Linked DNA regions of Homo sapiens: all the other regions are linked to region 2. Evidence: chromatin loops called from intact Hi-C (ENCODE). Cell type or tissue: endothelial cell of umbilical vein. All regions are shown on one strand.

What was found. Hi-C counts contacts between places; a loop is a spot of excess contacts. Peaks named below come from ENCODE experiments on the same cell type or tissue, not always from the same donor. Only the 100,000 strongest peaks of a DNase experiment are listed, where the experiment ranks them.
Region 1: it touches region 2 in a loop (7-fold over the local background); 11 of 110 quality-filtered maps call a loop at or near these places.
Region 3: it touches region 2 in a loop (29-fold over the local background); 3 of 110 quality-filtered maps call a loop at or near these places.

What each region holds. Positions count from the first base shown.
Region 1 is chr6:105,481,023-105,483,522 of GRCh38, reverse strand. It overlaps LOC105377921 (a long non-coding RNA gene), which reads right to left. Exons shown (of 2, transcript XR_942832.3): 2 at 2,217-2,500. Among named protein-coding and RNA genes, the nearest start is that of PREP, 79 kb to the right of the region's middle. In endothelial cell of umbilical vein, no CTCF peak of the experiment used is centred here; a DNase peak (open chromatin) is centred at 1,112.
Region 2 is chr6:105,430,195-105,432,694 of GRCh38, reverse strand. No RefSeq gene overlaps it. Among named protein-coding and RNA genes, the nearest start is that of PREP, 28 kb to the right of the region's middle. In endothelial cell of umbilical vein, a CTCF peak has its summit at 1,289 (motif pointing left); a DNase peak (open chromatin) is centred at 1,254; H3K27ac peaks cover 1,151 bases.
Region 3 is chr6:105,834,059-105,836,558 of GRCh38, reverse strand. All of the region lies in intron 2 of LOC105377923 (a long non-coding RNA gene), which reads left to right. Among named protein-coding and RNA genes, the nearest start is that of LINC02836, 200 kb to the right of the region's middle. In endothelial cell of umbilical vein, no CTCF peak of the experiment used is centred here; no DNase peak of the experiment used is centred here.

The DNA.
Region 1 (2,500 bases), 51 kb before region 2:
TTTCTTAATAGATTAAGCAGTGGAAAATAGAAAAAAAAAATGCTGAACTTTGGGACTTGAAGACTTACTCAGCACATTTGGTTGTTATCAAAATTAAATCATGAAAGCAGAGTTTTTTATACCACTTCATGTTTGTGGTGGTTATTAAATAAACTCTCCAGTTTTTCATTTCTTTTGAAAGGGGATTTGTTTAAATACTACTTATTTGAAGATTATTAAGTCTCCAGAGTTCAGGGATAACCAGGGCGATAATGCCATGGTGATGCTATCTAACTTCTTTTATGGCATCAGCTTTCCCATAGATTTTATTCAACAAATGACTTGGTTGTGAAGAAAAGCTGTTTATTAATCTGTCTGTCTTAGCCTTCACCTCCCAACCAGACAGTTAATCGTCCAAGGGGAGTTTGAGGGATAACTAGAGAACACACATCATCTATAAGTAATCCCCTCGTCAGATGGCATGTGGTCCAATGTCACTATGATTTTCCTTCTGAGCTGTTAACTCCCATTCTTCCTGCCTCAGAGAGGCATAAATGTGTTTTTAAAATTCATGAAAAACAAGATGTGTAGCTAATCTAAGAAATAATGTAAAACTTGCCTGCATTGGAGGAGGGGAGTGGGGGGGGGGGCCTTCTGTTGCTTTTGAGACTATAAGGAATTTATGTGATTGGTCGATGTCTTTGTGTCCTTATTGGAATGATTAGACAGGTCTTCAGGAAAACAGTTTTCAAAAACTGAGGTTTGGCATTTTTTGGTTTTTTAATTTGACTCCCTACCCAAGACCATTTTTAAAAAGTATTTCAAATATAACCACAAACTGTTCAACCAACTGAAAATGAAAGTAGGCCACTTAGAGGTTTTTGTCTAAACTAAAGCAAAATGTCTTGAGCTAATAATTTTAACCATTGGGAGTTTGCTGGTCATAAAAGCAGTTACTTTGGAATTAAGAAATAATAATTTTAAGTATTACATCAGAATTTGTAATTTTTCTTTTACGGGATATACAGATTATAGTTGGTTTTGGGTCTTTTGGGTTTTTTTTTTTTTTTCTTTCCTTCCCCTTAGGACTAAACTGACCTTCCTGAGCAGTGAAACCCCAGACTTGGACTTGGGCCAGCTGCCTTTCAGCACATCATTAAGAACTTGTGGAGATGCTGTTTAAATGTGAATTTTCCAGCACTCCTTCACCAGACAGATAGACAGTGCTAAAGCAGTCGGGGCATGTTTGACACATCCAATTTTTAAAAGCAAGAAAAGAGAAAAAAACTTAAAAAATATGTATATCAAAGTGAAAGTTAATGAATAATGAGGCCATTTGTCAGATACGCACAACACCTTTCAAGACGCTCTAGATAATAGCAAATCTGCGAGTCAATTTAAAGGATGAACAAGGCTTCAAATAAAGATGTCTTCATGATTTCCGAAGAAAGCAAGCATTCCAGAAATAAAGGGAGACCACTCACACCCCCTATATTCTGATGACTTAGGATCCCCTCAGGTATTGTCGAGGTCCACTATGGGACCTGATTAACCCAAAGAGTATTATGATACATATGCATACCAAAAAAAAAAAAGAAAAGAAAAGAAAAAAGAGAAGGCAGAGAAAGGGAAAAAAATGAAAAATCTGTATTTCCATTAGGTTGATAATGACATTTTAAGCCCGCTATAGGTCAAGACATGCAGATAAAAATAATAAGGTCAACTCATGAGCAGTGTTTTGGAGGTGAGCCATACCACCACCCAAGTGAATGGTGAACTGCACTTCAGCTAGCAGGTCTAGTCTTTGATAAATAATAGCAGCTTTCCTCTATTGTAGTCTGTGATGGCAGTTGAATATCTAACCATAAAATAAAGCAGAAGCAGCCAGGTGATTTGAGGCCATTTCTCTCATTTCACAGAATTATATCAACATGTTCAAAAACACAATGTATGAGCCCATATTCACAGCCAATTCTCAATTACCTGTAACTATGTTCCCACCTCCACTGCTAACCCAAAGTAATATCTAATTGATTTTGGAAGACATTTCAAATTGCTATACCTTCTGCCATGCATTGTGCCTAATTTCATTTTACTACCTTAGCACACTCTGATGGAATTGGAGGACTAAATGATAATCAACAATAATGACTGAAGAAGTGGCCTGAAATGCTTAAAGTAATGATGAAAGTTTACAAAATAGACGACCAATACAAAGATAATGACACATGCAAACATTTTGTTTTTACTGCTTTATTTTTTTATTATTTTTATTTTTTTTTTAGGTGGAGTTTCACTCTTTTTGCCCAGGCTGGAGTGCAATGGCACCATCTCAGCTCACCGCAACCTCCATCTCCTGGGTTCAAGCAATTCTCCTGCCTCAGCCTCCCGAGTAGCTGGGATTACAGGCATGTGCCACCACCCCGGCTAATTTTGTATTTTTAGTAGAGATGGGGTTTCTCCATGTTAGTCAGGCTGGTCTTGAACTCCCGACCTCAGGAGATCCACCCACCTCAGCCTC
Region 2 (2,500 bases):
ATTTCTCTTTTGTCCATACTAAGGCTAAGTAGAGATGTCAAGGAGGCAGTTGAAAGTACAAGTCTGTAATTCAGGAAAAGCTCAAGATGATAGCTTGTATACCCTCTCCAGTTTTAATAGAGTAACATAGTATCTAGGTATTCACTTTATTAAAATTATAAATTCCTGTAAGAGACTATGCCTGCAATATAGCTCCTATCTTAGTCTTTTCCATAGCACTTTTCTCAGTTTCATATATCATTGTTTTGCTCACAATATTAAATGAAATGGAATCAAGTTTGCATTGACAATTTAATAACATATCCGTATATATTTTTACATTTGTGTTCTAGTTCATTGCAACAAAACCTTTGGCTAGCAAAAACTTTTCAAAGTTCCAAAAACAGCCCATTCATTTCCAACTGTTAAAATTAGAAAAATGCTAACAAATAAAGTTTTACATTTTTCAAAAGTTCTTTGGAATTCATTTAATGTGATATGAGCTATGGTAAAATGTAAAATGTAATGATATTGTAATGTTGCTATGTATGTCAGCTTTTTCTCAACACCCTTTACATAAGAAACTGCTGCATGTGGTGGCTCATGCCTGTAATCCCAGAACTTTGGGAGGCCTAGGTGGGTGGATCGCTTGAGCTCAGGATCTCAAGACTGGCCTGGGCAACATGTGAGACTCCAACTCTGCAAAAAATACAATTAAACTCGCCGGGCATGGTGGCATGCACCTGTGGTCCCAGCTACTTGGGAGGCTGATGTAGGAGGATTGCTTGAGCCCGGGAGGTTGAGGCTACAGTGAGCTATGATTGCACCACTGCACACCAGCCTGGGCAACAGAGCAAGACCCTGCCAAAAAAAAAAAAAAAAAACTTATACAACACTTAAAAAGGAATTCCTGAAGTTGTTAGTTTATCCTTCCACATTTAACTTAAAAATAGATATAAAAGACCTGTTCTGAAATATCACTTAATATGGCAGTTTTACTATCCTAAGACCTCTACCCACATTCAAAATGACTGGAAGAAAAGTATTCAGCTCAATGGTTTATGAAACATGCCCATTTTAAAAGCCCTACTTTTCAATTCACTTGATAACATATATTGTACATACAGTCTTTCTATCATGAAGCATCTTTAAATATGGAGATTATGGTTTTTTCATCATATTTAAAATGAATACAATTAATTAAATGTTCTCTGAAATTCTGAGGATTAATCAAAGGCAGCTAACATTCTTTTCTTGTCACTAAAAATTGGGTTTTTGCTGCCACCTGTTGACAGTAATTGCAAATGATAAATCTTGTCTCCACAAATCGCAAACTTGCATGCTTGAAAAAGTCCTTAGAAACATACTACTTCCTTCATTCTATGCATGATAAAAGGGCCTAGCAGGGCCAAGTGACTTTCCCAAGGTCACTCAAAGGGAGACAGATCTGAGGCAAGAACATAGGTTTGGGGGTTCGGGCCTTGGAGTGCAGTGTTGATTTTCCCATGCCCCTTATTATCGAACTTATGTAGGTGGCAGAGCACCTGAAGTGCTCTTTACACAACACCATGAAATACTGACGTGTTTCAATCCATTATATTAACTAGTAATATTTTTTTACCATATTATGAAGGAACAATTCTATGGCTGTCTAATGTGACATTCAAACAAGTGCGGGTATGTCTGGCCGAAGGGGAAGGTGGGTCCACCAGTTGGCTGTTTGCATGAGCAATTGAACAGCCTTCTGGGAAATAACTCATCTCTATGAGAGAAGAGAGTTCAGGCCCACAAGTCTGACCCAAGAGGACACAGAAGAGCCTGCGCAGAGGTTAATGTGTTTCAGAGTGGCTGAGGGCTCATGATTGAGTCTGAATGAGAAACAGCTGGAACAAGAGTCAATAAAAACTAAAAGAGTGCTTCACACTTCTTGAGGATACTGTGGGTGCTGGCTTCCTAAGTGAAAGAAGATAGCTCCTCTGAGGCCTCAGTGGATTTCACAGGCACCATCATCACTCTGGGAAGGGCATAAGTTCCTTCAACAGCAGCATCAAAGGGTGGCTTACTGGGGACTGTTACCTTGGAGAGTCAGGGCAGGGACAGAGCACGCATGGCACCTGGCTGACCACATTTATTAGTACATAGTAAGCATCCTTGTGACTCCTGGGATTAGTTCAGATGGAAGACTCTGAAATGGGCTTAGACTTCTCTCAATTGCTGATGGTGACATAGCTGGACAAATGCTGTTTTGTTTCTATTACTCTGAACACCAGATCTGTGCCACAGAATTGGTGCTTATCAATTTGCACATTACAAAATATAATGCTGAAAATTTGTAGATTTAAAAAAAAAAAAAACTGGTAATCATGATTAGCTAATCTAAAGGAAAGTTCTTTGACCTTAAAAAAAAAAAAATCTCTCTAAGCCTTGGTTTCCCTATATATAGAATGAGTAAATTATTAACCTACCCTTCCAACCTCCCTGAAATGTCTGAGAGAATGTTTTAAAACTGTGATACTTACTC
Region 3 (2,500 bases), 400 kb before region 2:
CCTCCAGTCAGCCTGCTTACTTGAGGCAGGAGTCAATAACTTCTAGTTACTCTGATATTAGTTTCTTTACTCAGCCAATATGTATTTATTGCATGTTTACTGTGCCACACATTGCAACAGGCATTGGAGATTCAACAGTGGATGCAACAGTAACTTGAATCTAGACTTCCATAGGAGTCTAGAATCAAGAGGAAACATTTATGATTTGAAACCACAGTCATCCAGTGTCTGTAGCTTCTCTTGTGTTGTTACAATAAGGACTGTAGATTTTATAGTCTTTTAATAATATTGAACTTGAAATATAGAAGAAAAATTATCTATACTCATATGTCTGAGCTATGTGTCCTCAGCGATTAGAAAATCGGAAGTTTGCCTGTCATCCGGGCACTTTGGGAGGCCAACGCGGGCAGATCACTTGAGGTCAGGAGTTTGAGATCAGCCTGGCCAACATGGTGAAACTCTGTCTCTACTAAAAATACAAAAATTAGCCAGGCGTGGTGGTGCATGCCTGTGATCTCTGGGAGGCTGAGGCAGTAAAATCACTTGAACCCGGGATGCGGAGGTTGCAGTGAGTGAAGATCACGCCACTGCACTCCAGCCTGGTAGACAGAGAGAGACTCTGTCTCAAAAAAAAAAAAAAAGAATACTCTGTCAAGTGGAAATGATGCAGATTTAAAATGTATACAAATCGATCTTATGATTACAAATAGAAGAAAAGCAGATGCATGGGGGAAAGAAAGCTAGAGGAAACTTGGCCTAATACAGAGATTGAGGTCATGGGACTTCTTGTTGGTTTTTTTCTTCTTTGTCTATTTTCCAAAATTTAAGTCATGTTATTTATGTTACCTTTATTCAAATTATCAATAAAAATATATCGAATTGAGTTGTTCTCCACAGCTGCGTTGAGGCTGACGGTGGGTTTGGGAGTGAGTGGGAGGAAGGGTGGGGTCAGAACTAGCAAGCAGAACGTGTTGCAGCAAGCACTCCCTGAAGCTGCCCACCAGGAGGGGCAGTTTCTGAGAGGGTGTGTTCTGCAAAGAGCTTTGTAGAAACATTTGTGAGCAGAAATCCTAACAAGGAATCCCTTTATTCATCTGCTTCTTAAGCTGAAACAGTGGGATAATTTGTCTGACTTCCTTGCAGTGTTGCTGTCAGTACGATTGAGTTCATGCATAGGAAAGCGCTTTGTGCCCCAAACACCCTATATGGTGTCGGTTACTATCATTTTATGAATAATAACAATTTATTTGAATTTGGTTTCCTTATCTGAAAAATAGCAATAAGTTTCTGTCCTGCTTACCTCACAGGATTATTGTTAGAATCAATGAAATAATGTATGTAAATGAGTTTTGTTCACTCTAAGTGAACAGAAATAAGAGCTACAGAAATAAAAGTTACAGAAATAAAAGCTGTTATTTTTGACTGCACACCTGGTTCCCAAGATATCATGAATTTCGGAGTAATGCTGAGGCCTAGCTTTACAAAATGGTGCCCATTTCAAGCTTCTGGGGTCACACTTTCTCTGTGGCAGAGAAAGACAAATCCTAAAAAGGTTTTTCTTCCAGTTAGTGTTGGGCCAGGATAAGAAGATCCTGTTTATGTCAATGAAATAACTTGTTTAAGCAGAAGATTTCAGAGCCAAGAGAAGAACTTGCAGTCAAGACAATCTGCCACAGTGTGAACGATCCATCTGAGGACAATTGGGCTGATTGTGCAAGCTGATGAAGGAACATGGTACCACTGTCCTCATCCTCTGGAAACAGGGAACAGTCACTGTCAATGTGCTTGAAAATGTGTGGAACATAAGGAAACTACCAGCATGCCAACTTTTGGAATTTCAAGATATTGCTCAATCAGAAATCCGGAATATTCAACAGGAAAAAACAATCAGTTCAAAGTAATTAGTAACCATCTAATATATAGGTCTAAAATAGAAGGCTCTCAGAAGTTCCTGTGACTCTATGAGTAGTAGGTTAGAAAGAAAACATGAGAATGAAAAAAAAAGTGACCTTCCTAAGGCTTTGGCACTGCATACCATTTGTTCTCAAGACACAGCGTTAGTGCAGGAGTTATGCATGCAGGAAAAATATGCATTTTTGAGACTGATATTTGGCAGGTCTCAATTTGCTTATAGACATAACTGGGAAGACAACAATTTGGAAGTCACCATTTTGATTAATTGCTTTTGTAGAATTACAAGAGATCTGGTGATTGCTCGCATTTAGTAAGTGAGATAGAATGCAGGTGAAACTCTTCCTTTAGAAAAGAAAACAATAGTCATAACATTTTACATCAACTAAAGAGAGTAAAGTATGCAGATACATAAAAACTTGCACATGTACATAAGAAAATCCGTTCTCAGGACTTCCTGAAGTGAGCCACTTCCCCTCGTCAAGAGCTCCCCACCCTCAAATGAGACCTGCTTATTCCAGTGAGGAAGCCCTTGGACTCTTCAGTTTTACACGAACACAATTTTCCTAAGAAGTCTGTGTAGAATCAA